Linked DNA regions of Homo sapiens: all the other regions are linked to region 2. A link is a contact called in ENCODE Hi-C or POLR2A ChIA-PET data. All regions are on one chromosome and are shown on one strand. The core of a region is the stretch at or near the end of the contact, and the rest is flanking DNA. Distances in the headings are between cores, read along the strand shown.

Region 1 (3,712 bases), core at 1,080-3,579, 210 kb before region 2:
CAGACCTGGGTTCAGTGGGTTTACATTGCTGGGTTTTATAAGGATTAGAAGCAAATATATGTACAGTGCCTGGCACAAAATATATAAACAAAATGTTGTTTGTTAGTTATTAGTACTAGCTGTATTAATAATAATAATGATACTATATATAATAATATACATTTGTATATATAATAATATATATTTGTATATTTTATATATATAAAATGATAATATTGGAAAGCTAGAGGGTGCAGCGAAGAGATGGCAGGGTGAGCGTGGTATAAGTCTGAATTTGGCCATCTGGTTATTTGCAAGTTCTCTTCCAGCAAATATTTGTTGTGTACCTTCCATAAGCAGCATTGTTCTAGGCACTGGGGACCAAGTGAAAAACCAGACCCCGTCCTAGGAACAGTATTTGCTGTTTACATTGTCATATAGGAAGGAGCAGTGCACTTAGCAAGAGAATTTTTTAGTGGTGCTGTTTTGGGACCTGCTTCTATTTAACTTAACGGAAACTGTTTTCAGTAACAGATTTATTGAGATATAATTCACATACTATACAATTCACCCATTTAAAGCATGTAAGTCTGTGGTTATTAGCATATTCAGAGTTGTACAATCACCATCACAATTAATTCTAGCAGTCGCTCCCCCAGTCCCCTTACTCCTACCCCCACCCCCAGTTCAAGGTAACAGCTAATCTACTTCCCGTCTCTATAGAGTTGCCTGTTCTGGACGTTTCATCTAAATGGAATTATAGAATATGTGGTCTTTTATAAGTGGCTTCTCTCACCTAGTTTAAAGTTCTCAAGGCTCATCCATGGTTATAGCATGTATCAGTATTTTATTCCATTTTATGGCTGAAAACATTTTTGAAGTTTCCTTAATGCACATTAAATACTCATATGTTGATTGATTCATTCATTTTGTTTTTCTAGTCTGTGTTGTTTCTCTCTCACTCTTTCTCCTGCCCTTTCTTGGACAGGTTTTCTCTCTTCCCTTCTCTTTTGAAAGCAACCACCCTCCTACTGTTACCGCAGACTCCTGCTTTAACTTTAATATCTACTGAGATTTGGAGCCTGTGGCACCTACTCTTTGCAATGACAGAAAATCTGGTTTCTGTCCTTTATTTCTTTCCAGTCCTTTCAGTTTCAATCTGTGTGCCCTCCAAATGCAATAGCTTAAGATTTCTTTAAAGAACATCTTAGACTTGGCCTTGGAATGGAAGCTTCAAATGATATCTAAAGAATACATGAACCAGCCAAAGGAGAAAGTGGAGGGAATTAAAAAAAAAAAAATCAAGAATGACAGCCAGAGAATTTTCACAAAATTCGGACAGGCTGTGGCCGTTTCTTATTCTTATGTCTGATGGATTGAACATTTCCCACAAGGGCTTGGTACCATCTAGGACCTGAAGATACGCTGAAGGTTCCTCGTAAAATCCAGCCTCTATTTTATTCTCACTTCCTTTCTTCTGGGTTTGGCCTATGCAAAGCCCACCGATAAGTTATAAATGACTTATCAAGCATCAGCGTTTGGAGAGTAGACGGCTCCATAAATACCTACTTGGCCTCATTAAAAAGCTACAGCGATTAAAGAGAATGATTAGTGTGGTGCCAGAGGGGAAAGCAGAAAATCCAACATCTGACTCAAAAAGGGCCAGACCTCTTCTCAGGGAAGACCGCGGGTGTCAGGGAAGAGGATCTGGCCCGCGCCCCGGAGCGGAGCGCCGGGCGTCGGCGTCTGCGGAGCCTGCACCAGGGCCTGTCACGGGAAGAGTTATGAAAAGTGCACGCGTTCTCAGAGACGATTACCCTCTTGCCCTCCACGCCTCCTTCCCAACCTCCCCTTCCACTCCCTGCTGCCCCCACTGGAACTCAAAGCATGATTAAAACAGAGAAACCTATAACGGGGATGAAATGACCCTCAAATGACTGCTTAATTACAGCGAAATGAAAGCCGGGGGGCTACAAATAACCAGGAACTGTCCCGGCTGTCACTGAAGAGGAGCCTGCGCATGAGTCATGAGTCATGAATTAGCCACTAAGTGTTCGCCGCCAGCCCCCGGCCGCCCGCCTCTGCCCTGCCCGAGCCGGGCTCGCCGGCCCTCCACGCCTGGCCCCACAGAGTCCCCCGCCCCCGCGGGCGTCCGGGCCGGGTCGGAACCGGGCGGTTGTTGTGATTCCCAGGGTTCCCCAGTCGCCCCCGGCCGCCCGGTGGGTCGCTGGGTCGGGGAAGGCTCCCAGGCTGCGCAGGAGACAGGCTGACTGAAGGAGCGCAGCCAGCGCGGCTGCAGATAAGTTAATGTACACAGAGAGGATGTAAATTACCACGACCCGCAGCAGCAGGACATTGGCCAGGGCCCTGTCAGGGAGAGGACAAGCGTCGGGGGCTGCGCGCTCGCTGACACCCACCCGGGATGGAGCCGCCAGGCGGCCCGGCCGGGGAGGACCTCTTGGAGCCAGGCTTTCCTTGAAAACAGCTGCGTGTCCCTGACACCTCCAAACTAATGCATTTTTAATCAGAGGAATTAGCTCTAGGCGTCCCATATTTTTCCAACCTCCCCCCACCAACCCCTGTCTCTTCCAGCCACGTCCCCCTCCCCGCCCCTAGGTTAGGGACTGGCAGTCCCATTCTGTTTCTTTATCGGGACTCTGCAGAGTCCCCCGCTGCCCCTACACCCCCGAGACCAAACCACTTTTAAAAAAAAAATCTCCCTCCCCACCCCCATCCTCCCACCAGCCCTCCTCCACCGCCGGGTTCGCTCCAATGCAACTTTCGCCCCCACCCTTCCCTCTGTTTATACAGTGACATCACAGCCCCTGGCTCTCTCCAAGACTCAAAGAAAACAGAGTTCAAAAAGGCAAACAGGAAAGCCCGCCGGTCGTGGGCACGGGGTGAGATTCGGTCCACCCGCGGCGGACCGCGCAGACGCGCATGTGCGCGCACCTCGGTGTGAGCCCGTCTCCACTGGGACATCCTCGGGAAAGGGCTGCCCAGGCCGTGCTCCCCGTCAGCCCCGGGGAACTCAATTCCCTTAGGGAATTGAAAAATGTCCAGTAGTCACATAAAAGAAAGTGAAAAGGTAAAACAGGTGAAATTAATTTTAACAATATATTTTTAATCTGATATATTCAAAACATTATTTCAATATGTAATCAATATAAAAATTATAAATGAGATATTTCATATATTTTTTCACAGTGAATCTTCGAAAAATTACACTCACAACACATCTCAATTCAGACACAAATTTTTCATTGGAAATACTTGATCTGTAGTTACATTTCATAAAACTTAGAGTTGAAAAAATTGATTCACATACTCACATTGTTCCAAAAATATTTAAGCATTTTTCAATAACTGAATCCAGTGTTAGTTCTTAAGTGTGAATTTACACTAATGTGAAATAAAATAAAATTTGAATTAAATGAGAATTTGGAGTTAAATAAAAAATTAAGTTTCTTTGTTGCCCATTTTAAATTCCTAACAGCCACTTGCAGCTAGCGGCTATCAGATTAAACAACAGGGATAGAGAGTAATAGAATCTCCAAACTTCAGCTCTTGTTAACATAAAGTGGAGATAATAGTATCTACTTTATGTAGGCTTGTTGTAAGAATTAAATGAAATACAGTAGAACAATGTATATTAAGTACTCGGTACAGGGCCTAGCACATAGTAAGTACTCAATAATGAAGGTAACTCTGAGAATTATTTCTCCACTTTGAT
Region 2 (3,883 bases), core at 1,380-3,879:
AGAGAGTTTGGTCCCCAAGTATTGAGCTGTGAGAGAGCAGGGGCAACTCCAGGGCCAGCATTCAGAGCGGAGAATTAGAGCTGCGCACGCCCCAGGTCGGATGCGACAACGAGGTCCCCGGGCCTCAGCAGCTAGGTGACACTGGGCAAGTCTCAGCAGCTCTGGGGGCCTCAACGTCTCAACTGTAAACTCTGGGCACGCGGCTAGCGCCACGTCCTCTCCAGCCCTAACATTCTGTGATTCTAAACTTGTCTGATTTGTCTCATATGTTGCAAGGCTCGTAGCAAAAAGAAAAAAATACTCCATAACTATTTAACAGGAATTAGCTGAAGCACAGCTCTAGAGAGAGAGACACACACACACGTTTCAAATAACCCGAACACTAGAACCTAGTGAATTTTATACCTTTACTAAACTTTAGCGATTATTTGTTTCTTTCGTAACAAAGGTTATTGATTAGATTTAGTGCTGAAAAAAACCAACAACGTGCGCTTCGGTCATTTGTCTTATGGAGGAAACATAAATCTATAAATCTTCCTCCTGTCTCTAAGAAATAAAACTCTCTTCATTTCCAAAGTATGCAGATCTTCCAAAGGCGTATTCTTTCTTCTTTCTAAATCTTTGCTCTTAGACTCCTAAAACCAGTGGCTTTCTTTTCTTAAAATTTATGTGATCTTTAAATAAAGAGAGATAGAAAAAAGCCCCATTCTGCAGTTGCAGTCTGAAAAAAGCTATGTCCAGGAAGAGATATTTAGATTTTATTTTGAGAGAGTTTTTAATCTGAAACAAAATGATTTCTCATCTCCTAAAAATGTACGCAAAATAATTTATAAAATGTTACACAAATTTACAGTATGATTCTTCAAGTATCTCTGGAAAGAGGAACATACAATCTTCTAATTACCCCAAGGAATGTACCACATGTGGGTGGGTGATTCAGAGGCTGGCTAATCTCGCTTCCCCGCATCCCCCAAAACAGTAAAAACAAGGTTTAGATTTCTGACATCTGTCGTTTTAAAAATAATGAATGGAAAGGTGATTGATTTGAACTCTTAATTATTACCAAAACAAGGTAACAAGGTGTTCTCTGATTATGTAATGTTCCAAGTGCAAAAGCTCATTTCAGTGAACAGCCTCCTACGTGATCTTCTGCCTAGCTCAGGGTCACCTCCTCCACCTCACTCCTGCCCTCCAGAATTGCTCCCTCTCTAATCAGCGCAGTCCCATTCTGGCCTCGGACAGGCAGGAGTCAAGGGAGACGCGGAAGCACGCAGGCTCCTCCCCCAGCTTCCCAGGGACAATCCTTGCAGCAGGAGGGTTTGTTGTGCTGACCTTGTGAGCGAGTGACCCATAGAGAAGGACACTGTGTGCGGTCACTGAAGTTTTCTGACCTCATTTGTCCACGTCGGTATCAATAAGTCGGCCAGGGGGAGGGGAGAGAGGAAGTGGAAAAGGACGATTATCAGGACATACAGGACAAGGGACTGTGTGCAGCTGCTCTGCTGACAAGGAATAGTTGGAGCTGTGTTTCCTTGAAGGAATTGTTTTAAATTGAAGGTTGGCCTGGTGTTCACAGCACTCCCACCAGCCTTTCTGCTCATTTCCCCACCATGATCTCAGCCTCCTATCTCCTCGGAAAGTTCCTATGCCAGGGCAGTGTGTTATGCCCAGGACACAGACTCCAGGGCCAGATGACTTGGGTTTGAATCCAGTTTCATCACCTGCAAAATGGAAATGATAGTAGTTCCAGCTTGTAAGAGTGTGTGAGGTTGAACTAAGTTATCACATCCTTAGAAGTGTGCCTAGCACTGCATAAAGCCTTCTAGATACTTCCTTCCATGGTTTTGTTCAGGTTTCCTCTCTCAGCTGGAGGGGTGCCAGCTTTACTCACTCACTGCTGCTTCAAGCTGCTCTGAGCAAGGATCAAACCTTGGCTTCTCCAGGAAGAAAAGATGTGTTATCAGATTTGCCTTTGAAAAGATCTCATGGGGAATCTAAGGTGTAGAAGACTCCCAAACGATCCTTCCTGGGAAGGCTACCACTTATTGAACCCAACTCAATAAATGCCAATTTGTACACTATTCCATTTAAACTTTACAACAGCCCCAAAAGAAGTATTTTTATTCCATTTTATAAGGGAGAAACAAGGACAAAAAGAGGTTAATGGCATTCCCCTGATTGCACAAGTAGGATCAGAGCACAACAATAATAAATAACATTAACTAAATAGCTGACCCGTGCAAGGTATTGAACACCTTGCTATGTCTTCATTCATTTAACGCTCACAGCCACCCTGGGAGCCAAATACTATTATTCTCCCTACTTTGCAGCTGAGGAACTGAGGCAGAGAGGCCTTATCAGCAAACCCCACAAGTAGAAAGTGGTAGAACTGCATTTGAGTGCAGGCCTGCTGGCTCCCAGCCTATAGATCCAACCCCAGTACATGCTCCCTGTGCTCCTCTGCCCACCAGTGACCGGAAAGCCCCAGCCACGCTGACCTCATTGCCCCTGGCTGTAGTCACCATCCAGAAAGTCCTTGAGAACTGCAGATCTCAGTTCTGTGAGAAACAAAAACTACCATATGTCATTGCCTTGTGCCTATTTGAATTTTTGAGACAGAGTGAATGTTGTTCTGTTTTTTTGTTGTGGTTTCCAGGAATCATAATGTCATGTTTAAGTATTGAGAAAGGATGGCTTTTTCCTGTCATTTGCAAGGGATTTTCTTTTCTCCTCCTGAATATTTAGGAATAGGTGGCCCTCAAAACTTTCCATCCAGCCTGAGCTGGCTCAGATGTGTAAGTGCTGGGACCACGATGAATCTTCTACAAGGCTCCAGAAAAAGAAGTTCCTGTGAGCAGCTGGCCAAGGGAGAAGGGAGAGGCACAGCCCCTCCTAAGCAGGCAGAAATCTAGCACCCACCCCTTAAGCCACAAGCTCAGCCTCAGCTCCAGTTCCTCACTAGCCCTTCTGCACCTTGACCTTAAACTCTCTGAAGTGCATGTAAAACCTTGCCAACCAGAGCTTCCTGTTGTTCTTTTGCAAAGTGAGACATTCACAGGTTTTTTCCCTTTTCACCAAACAGGCTTGTGTTTAGAAGTTATTTGAAGCATAAAAAGTAAAAGTTCAACCCTTTCATCCTCCCAAAGGTATTTTTCCAGAGTTGAAATAAGCAAATATTTTGGTAACAATTTGGTAAAGTAAAATGAATTTCCTTTGGAATTGGTCAATAAGTGTGATTTTCTGTCTTTTCATTTTATTATTAATATGTTGGAAAGTTGAGAAGCCCTTGGTTTATGCATGCAGCCACTCTCTGTACCCACAGGAAACACTACTGCGTGAGATGACAATAACCCCTGTTAGAGGCTGTCCTGTCAACAGTGAGTGACACTGTCAACCACTAGATAAAGAGATCAGGATCTGACCCCAGAGCTTAACCTAATTCAGTTCACATATAATGAGATTCGTTGGTGCTAGTTCAGCTGCAGATAGGTGAGATGAAATAATAATAATAATAGTTAACACGGACATGTGCCGGGTTACCTTACATATATTAACTCATCCTCAAGCAACCCTAAGAAGTATTATTATTATCCTTATGTTACAGATGAAGCACTGAGAAGTTAAGTAACATGCCCAAAGTGACACAGCTGCTAAGTGATGGAGCTGAGATGTAAACTCAGGCATTCTATATCCATAGTCCATATTCTTAACCACCACAGAATGCTGTTTCCCGTGGTATTTTGAGTTTTGGTAGGTGATTAATATCTCAGTAGGAGTGAAACAGAAAACACAGGCAGTGCAAAGGAGTCTCAAGAGAAAAGTTTCTGATGCCAGGCTGCCTGGTCCAGTCCTGACTCTGTGCTTGTTAAATGTGCAGCCTGTC
Region 3 (3,751 bases), core at 590-3,089, 150 kb after region 2:
CATAGAATGACTGTAATAAGTGCATGAAAAGAAGTAAAAAAATACTGTACACTCAGGGAGCCACAGTTAAAGGCCATCATTCTGTATTGTGAAACACCTCCTGATTTCCTGAAATCTACTCAACAATGAAGAAAATACAAAGAGGCCACTGGAATCATTTCTACCTATCTTCTGTTGGGGGTAACGTCTGCAACCTCAGGTGAGCTTTGAGACTTCAAGGCACGTTGCAAAAGGAAAAAACTGAAAGGAAATCGCCCTGTTCGTGGGCCAGAATATATTTCATTCACAAAGAAAAAAAATCTGAACTTTCTGGAATATTTTTAAGCATTGTTCCCAAACAAAATGCTTATCATCTCAAATATAATAATACTGAGTCCTTCCCACTTATAAAAACTGTCCCCAATGCACATGGAGAGTAGTAACTAACCCCATGTGTCAACTTCAAATAAGCCAAGGTATAAAAGGTACAAAACGGCTCCAAAAGGACTATGCTTTGAAAGGAAGGCCTTAAAGCATTTTGCAAACTTCACGTGCACTTGTTTTATATGAATATCTATAGTCACATACAGCATAAAAAGAAAGCTTTGAAAAGGGAAGGAACTCACTGTACAGAAGACAAAACAATACCCTTTTTATTTTTAAAACTCTGGTGAAATAGGTTTCCATAGGACATCCCATTCAAAAAAAAAAATTAATGTAAACCAACCTGCCTGTGGGTTAGTCACACTATACAGACTTCATCAGAGTGTTTACAGATACCTAGAGTATTTACAAATGCTATCCGTTAGGTAGTAAAGTGTTGTTGCAATTTTTCCAGCACATATTCCACAGTAAAATAAAGGGGGTATATTGGTGTTCTTGTATAAAAATTCTTAACAAATAGAGAAAGGCAATTTTCCTGAGAGAAGATTTGTTCTTGAAATATTTTTCTTTAACAATTGGAAATATAAAATGGGATGTAGTTGTAAAAGAAGCATAAGAATGTCTAAGTTAACATTTTTCTTTTAAATTATTTTAAGTACCATTAAGTTAAAATGTTTACATTCATTATAAAAAATGCTGTTAAATCTTATGCAAATGATTTAACACTGATTGCTGCAACGCAAATTGCACTTTTTAAAAAAATTATTGTATACATGGAAGAAAAATATCTTGTTTGCTACCCTGTTTACAAATTCCGACTGACTTCAGATCAGCCACACAATATGAACTTTGAGAAACGTCAGTCACAGTGTATGTTAAAGTTACAATGCAGTCTTGCAAACTGAGTAATATTTTTGATAAGAGACCTCATGAACCGACTCAGCCTCCAGAGATGTGTACCAAATGGCCTCAAGTGATCTTCTCCATGAACGCACATGAAATCTGGATGTGGAAAAGGTATGAAGAAATTCTGGAACAACCAAAATTGATCAGAAGAAGCACATGATTTTGGACAAAATGCAAAATCTTTTTTAAAAAATCTCTCTCAATATTCCATAGCAGGCAAGGCCCAGGTCCTAGTCCTGGCTTCTGGAAGTGGAGCAGGGTCCGCCCCGGAGGCGGGCTGGCTGGAGTGGCCCAAGCGCCCAGTTGCACTGGCCCTTCCCTTCCATCTTCTCTCACTCTTTCAGCAAGCCTCTTGGGAAAAACATCTCTTTCAAAATAAAGGCACGAGAATCACGTTCTGTCAGCGCAGTCGCCACTGTCTGGACCGCTGCACAAAAGCAGACACGAGTGGAGTGAGGCCCGCGGCGGAGCCCTCCCTGCCTCCTGGCGGCGTGGGCTCAGGCCAGGGCCAGGGCGCACCAGGAATCCGGTCGCACGGAGGACGTGACTTCGGCCGGCGAGGCGAGACTGACGCCTATGTAGAGCCCATCTTGACCCGAATACTTGAGCTCGCTGTTCTCGGGATTGGTGCTCTCTCCCGCACCAGTCATCACCGGGGCACCCGCCTGGCAGAAGAGGGGGACACAGAGGAGAGACGAGAAGGTGAGAAGCGGTTACAATCCTGGTAGTGAAATACATGGGAGCTAATGAACGGGTCTGTGCAGCCAGGGCCAGAGCTGCTCCTGGGCAGACCCAGGGCAGGAGAAATGAAGCCGGCGTTACTATCCCCTGCCCCCAGCAAGTGGGGGCCTTTCCCTGCATTGCACACAGTGCCACTGACCTGACCCTGGCCACTTAAGCCTTCGAAACTTTAGAACTCAGGGCAGGAGCCACTGGCAAGATGCAAAGCTGGACAAAAGGAAGGGGAACTGAAGAAATCCTATTTGTAAAAAGTGCCAAGCTCTAAGATCTCTGACTGTGAAACAAACCTCACTGTGTGGGTGAATAGGCATTAATGATGCACACACAACCTGATCATTTCCAAAGAGAAAATGCAGAGCGCACGCATGCGTGCGCGCGCACACACACACACACACACACACACTCTAACAAGGCTTATCCAGTGATGGCAAAGTCTTTTTAGACTTTTTAGAAAAGCTGCACAGTTCAACATTCCCTGATCAGTGAAATTTTTGAACATTGACTTCATGGAAAATAAACCTATGCATATACAGGCTTTAAAATCTACCTCATTTACCTTAATTCTTTACAAGAACAGTCCATGTCTGAAGCAGACCACGTTATAAAGAAAATGCTAACATCCTCTATCTGCCATGATCATGGCAATGATTTCTTTCTTTTTTTTTTTTTTTTTTTTTTTGAAACAGAGTCTCACTGTCTCCCAGGCTGGAGTACAGTGGCACGATCTCAGCTCAGTGCAACCTCCATCTCCTGAGTTCAAGTGATTCTCCTGCCTCAGCCTCCCGAGTAGCTGGGATTACAGGCATGCACCACCACACCTGGCTAATTTTTGTATTTTTAGTAGAGACGGGGTTTCACCATGTTGGCCAGGCTGGTCTCAAACTCCTGACCTCAGGTGATCTGCTTGCCTGGGCCTCCCAGAGTGCTGGGATTACAGGCGTGAGCCACTGTGCCTGGCCACAATGATTTCTTGAAGCACAAGTTCACCTTTGCCCTGTTCCACCCATTCCTCCCATTCACATGAAAAAGGCCAAATAGGAAACATCATATAATTTAGTAAAATCAAACCAAAATAACTAAAATCTGTTTAGACAACAGTTTGAATAAAGTTGCTTTTGAGAAGCTTTTTGAAAAATTTCGCCATAATCATGTACTTTTTAAAATCACCTTTTTCCTTCTAAAAGTTCAGGAGCTCTTATTCCTTCCAAGCTTTCAGGGCTCCATTCTATAAATTACCAGATACTTGTTATTTGACAGAGGTAGGACATTGTGTACTTTTCACAGAATTTCTTTTTTACATACATAATCCCATTAAATCCTTAAAACAGCATTTCTCTGGCACCAGACACAGGCGGAACAGAAAGGAAGTGTGCCGAGCCTCCACGGCCTGCAAGTGAATGAGGTCCAACTCTACTCGTTTTCCAACAAGATCTGGTTTGCTCTCAACCCTCACCATAAGGGCATGAGGCTGGGAGGCAGGACTTCAGGCGAGCAAGCCCTCTGAGTCTAAGCACCCAAACTTCCTTCCTCCCAACCAGACAGACCAAACCCGACCCCTCCACAGGTAACCACTCCTTCCCTTTCCCAGCAGAAATGAGGTTTTATGAAAATCCAGCAACAACACTGGCCCCACACCCAAACTTTTGTTTATATAACACAAATGTAAAGACTTAAACTGAGGGTTTTAGGTGCATTAAAAAGCAAATTTCACAAAAATCAGTGAGATGTCTAAAGCTTCAGA
Region 4 (3,724 bases), core at 1,142-3,641, 160 kb before region 2:
CAGAAGACTCAAGGGAAATCCTCTTCAGCTCTCTGAGACTCTCTCTCTCGGTGAAGCTCTCTCCTCTCTGGTGCTCTATTCTGAGAATTCTTGCCTCTTGAACTCTGAACTCTGTTTCCTCAACTCAGGGAGACCTCCAGGTTATGCATGGGCTGCTTCTGCTTGTGCTGTGACCTTGACATACTCTCTAGACAGTGAGCTGGGGCATTCGTAGTGCTCACATCATTTGTTTACTTTTTCTCATGGATCATTCTCCTTTGCCACCTCTTGTTCAATATCTAAAACTGTTATTTCATGTATTTTGTTCAGTTTTATAAGTTGTTTAGGGTGGGAGGTAAATTTTGGTTCTCATTTCTCTGTAATGGTTGGAAATGGAAGTCTTCAATGACATTATTTTCATTATAAAATGAGCAAACTTGCTGGGCGCGGTGGCTCATGCCTGTCATCCCAGCACTTTGGGAGGCCAAGGCAGGTGGATCACAAGGTCAGGAGATCTAGACCATCCTGGCTAACACAGTGAAACCCTGTCTCTATTAAAAATACAGAAAATTAGCTGGGTGTGGTGGCGGGTGCCTGTAGTCCCAGCTGCTTGGGAGGCTGAGGCAGGAGAATGGTGTGAACCCGGGAGGCAGAGCTTGCAGTGAGCCAAGATCACGCCAGTGCACTCCAGCCCGGGCGACAGTGCAAGACTCTGTCTCAAAAAAAGAAAAAAAAGAAAAAAAATGAGCAAACTTATTTAAGAAAATTTGGAAATTACTTAACACATAAGGAAATAAAAGCAAAATGCCCATTGATCATTCACCAAACACATGATATGTTTGTCTATTTCTTTCATGTATTGTGTTTCCTATAATTAGCTTGCTTTAATTTTTTTCAAAAATGAATATATGAATATGGTATTTAAAATACAATTTTAATACTTAAATTTTATTTAATTAAAAGTGATTTCATGATCACTTTCCTGTGTTCTTCCTTAGCATCATTTATAAAGCCTGCACAATACTCCAACATGTAGACGTGTGTGGTAGATTACTTAACCTTTTATTTACAAATAGACATTTAACTAGTTCCCACATTTTGTTACTATAATTGATAAATATTTTTACATAGGGATTTTTGTTTAAGATGAATGATTTACTTATGTTATATTAGAAGTAGTCAATATAAGTATTTTAAGGTATTCAATTCATTTTGCCAGATTGATTTCCAAAGGGCTGTATCAATTTAAAATATTTTATTCACCACTCCAAATACAATTATAAAGTACTTATTCTCTACCACTCACTGTGCCAGGTTCTGGTGATGTAAGATGATCAATACCCTAACTCTGAGTTCTACGAGTTTATAGCCTTTTAGTTGTAGAGACAAACATGTAAATAGATGAGTGCTACAAAGCATTATGGGCACTCTACAGACATGTGAACGGGACACAGTGGGTTACGTAGGGCAAATAAATGTGTCTATTTCATCTAGTATGGAATCTGATGAACAGTAGCGATTTAATCAAAAGTTGTTGAAAAAGGCACAGAGAGAGAACAAGCAGTTAAAGGAGTGACTATTCAATCCATTTAGTGACTTGTTTGGGAAAAGTATCTTAGAGGAACCTGTGATTTGTAATTAGCATATCATTTATTCTTTCATATATTCATTTTACATGTACTTTTGGCAGTGTGTCAGGGACTGTGCTAAGTGCTAAGGACATCATTGCTACTGTTACTGTGGAATTTGCTGCCTGGAAAGGAAGACAGAAAATAAACAAGCAATTAAAATAATGGAGGACACAGGATAGTATAATAGAAGTGAGTCACTTAGTGCAGGGGTCAGTAGAGGCTTTCCACAGGGCATGACAGTTAAGGCATGACTTGAAGGATAAATAAAAGTTAGTTAGAAAAAAAGGGGAAAAGACAGAAAAGTGAAAAATGGTTCCAGGCAGAAGCAATCACATCACTCATCTATATGCAAATAAATGTTTGTCTTATGTTTGAGTTGCTTAGAGATAGTTTATTTGCTTACATACTTTTCACATCCTCCCACCCAGCAATGTGGTTTACACGGTTCTTGGCTTTCTAAACCTTTTCTTTTATGAATAGCACAAAAGTAAACTTCTCCCTAGATCTGATCCAGATTCAAGTTTAATGGGGTCCTAATCCAGAGTTTAAATATGCTGCTTTCGAAACCACCCCATTTGATAAGCAACGCTGCATCCTTTCTGTAGTTGAGGAAACTGAGCTATGAGCTGCAACAGAGGTAGAGCTTTGTTGGGACTGAGGCCTTGCCCCTTACTGGATGGAGGACCTGGGGGGAACCACTTCCCTTCTCCAGGCTTCCACCTCTGCATCTGTAAAAGGGTGTTCCTAATACCTCCCAGGATGACTACATGAGTGACTCAGATAATAAATGTCAAGTCCCTAGTTCAGACTAGCAGTTTGCAATCCTGAGTTCTTTTCCTTGTCCTAAAGGGCCCAGGCACGAAAGCATCAATTTTACTTATTTGTTTTCCTGGGCCCCCTCTTCTAGTTAGCTGTGCCTTTTTGATGCTGTTTGATCATTCTGTCATTCATCTAATATGCTTTGAGTGCCTACTGTGTGCTAGGCAATGTCATTAGGTCCATCTCCCAACTCAGCCTCTCCTGAGAATTGACTACTTGTGATAGCTGAGGGCTCAGAAATCAAAGAGCTAAGCATGCTGTACACAAGGCTGGTGTGAACATCTCTGAGTGAGGACTGGCAAGGCCTGCCCTGCCTTGGAAAGTACTTGGCTGTGTGACTGCCCTTTACACTGCTCTGAGCACTGTCCCCAGACTGCTGGGTTCTCACTTGTCATATCCAACTTACCATAAGACCCTGGAGACATGTGAAGCCTTGCTCTCTGCACAGATGGTGGGGCCATACCAGGAGTGCTCTTGAATAAAACAGGACAAGGACCTACCCTGCAGCATTGCCCTAAGAAGACTTGCAAGCAGAAGATGGTGGGAACTGAACTGTCAACCAAAGAGCTGTGGAATCCACTCCTGGGACTGAGCAGACATTTTCCCAGGCTGACTTACACACTATAGCCACTCATCACAACAGAGAGGGATGGCCCACCCAATACCCTGGCCTGGGTCCCCTGTGAGTTCACGCTGTCTTCCGCCTTTGCAGGGAGATTGTAGCACACATCTCTCCAAGGTTACATCATCTCCTGAAGGCAAGGGCCTCTAGTGAGTTTTTGCTGGCTAAGTCCTCAGGGCAGGACTTGGTGTCCTTGATATAAAACATCTGTCTTGGGAGGCACAGTTGGGAAAGAATGAAGGATTTTTCTGGGAGCTCAACTGGCTCACTGAGCAAAGGCCAGGAGACATTTGGTGAAGTAGCGGAAGGCTGTAATATATAAACAAGATGTGAGTGTGCTTTTCAGGAGTGATGCATATCTATGGAAAGAAACCACAGGCCTCCTTTCTCTTCAGGCATGGGAAGAGAAAAGGACCTTTGTAATCTATGTGTGTTTATTTGTTTGACTCAATGGATAAACAGATATCAATATATTGCTATCTATCTATCTATCTATCTATCTATCTATCTATCTATCTATCTGTCTGTCTTGCCCTGGGGTATAAATGAGTATCTATAAATATCAACTTTTTCCCTGTAAAGTTTGCTGTTTGTACAGCATTCACTCTTTGTATAGATAGCTTCCTCCCATCAAACGCCTCAATGCCCTAAAATCAGTTGGGATGTTTTTCCA

The links. Hi-C counts contacts between places; a loop is a spot of excess contacts on that map. ChIA-PET counts read pairs that join two places held with the same protein, here RNA polymerase II (POLR2A). Pooled maps may share reads with other maps.
Region 1: a loop to region 2 is called in a map of adrenal gland, with 7 times the contacts of the local background. The contact joins two enhancer-like sites. A Hi-C loop is called at or near these places in 47 of 168 maps with a recorded cell type or tissue (A673, Calu3, IMR-90 and 28 more), 2 of 37 single-sample maps with no recorded cell type and 30 of 50 pooled maps. POLR2A ChIA-PET finds 5 or more read pairs at or near these places in 2 of 52 experiments (HEK293T and WTC11).
Region 3: a map of heart left ventricle shows a loop between it and region 2 (2.8-fold over the local background). The contact joins two enhancer-like sites. A Hi-C loop is called at or near these places in 21 of 168 maps with a recorded cell type or tissue (Calu3, aorta, ascending aorta and 11 more) and 19 of 50 pooled maps. POLR2A ChIA-PET finds 5 or more read pairs at or near these places in 2 of 52 experiments (BJ and HEK293T).
Region 4: a loop to region 2 is called in a map of IMR-90, with 2.7 times the contacts of the local background. The contact joins two enhancer-like sites. A Hi-C loop is called at or near these places in 1 of 168 maps with a recorded cell type or tissue (IMR-90). POLR2A ChIA-PET finds 5 or more read pairs at or near these places in 3 of 52 experiments (HEK293T, MCF 10A and Panc1).

What each region holds. Positions count from the first base shown.
Region 1 is chr18:22,558,236-22,561,947 of GRCh38, reverse strand. All of the region lies in intron 2 of LOC124904265 (a long non-coding RNA gene), which reads right to left. Among named protein-coding and RNA genes, the nearest start is that of CTAGE1, 140 kb to the right of the region's middle. Within about 2 kb of position 2,329, at least 28 of the 41 ENCODE cell types and tissues checked have a DNase peak (open chromatin) inside an H3K27ac peak, as active enhancers do; they include adrenal gland, testis and transverse colon, where a contact is called at or near this core.
Region 2 is chr18:22,344,542-22,348,424 of GRCh38, reverse strand. It overlaps LOC105372019 (a long non-coding RNA gene), which reads left to right. Exons shown (of 2, transcript XR_935282.4): 2 at 1-579. Among named protein-coding and RNA genes, the nearest start is that of CTAGE1, 71 kb to the left of the region's middle. Within about 2 kb of position 2,629, at least 6 of the 41 ENCODE cell types and tissues checked have a DNase peak (open chromatin) inside an H3K27ac peak, as active enhancers do; they include adrenal gland, testis and transverse colon, where a contact is called at or near this core.
Region 3 is chr18:22,198,839-22,202,589 of GRCh38, reverse strand. GATA6 (GATA binding protein 6) reads right to left here. Exons shown (of 7, transcript NM_005257.6): 7 at 62-1,934. The coding sequence ends at 1,767. Among named protein-coding and RNA genes, the nearest start is that of GATA6, 31 kb to the right of the region's middle. Within about 2 kb of position 1,839, at least 3 of the 41 ENCODE cell types and tissues checked have a DNase peak (open chromatin) inside an H3K27ac peak, as active enhancers do.
Region 4 is chr18:22,503,503-22,507,226 of GRCh38, reverse strand. No RefSeq gene overlaps it. Among named protein-coding and RNA genes, the nearest start is that of CTAGE1, 87 kb to the right of the region's middle. Within about 2 kb of position 2,391, at least 9 of the 41 ENCODE cell types and tissues checked have a DNase peak (open chromatin) inside an H3K27ac peak, as active enhancers do.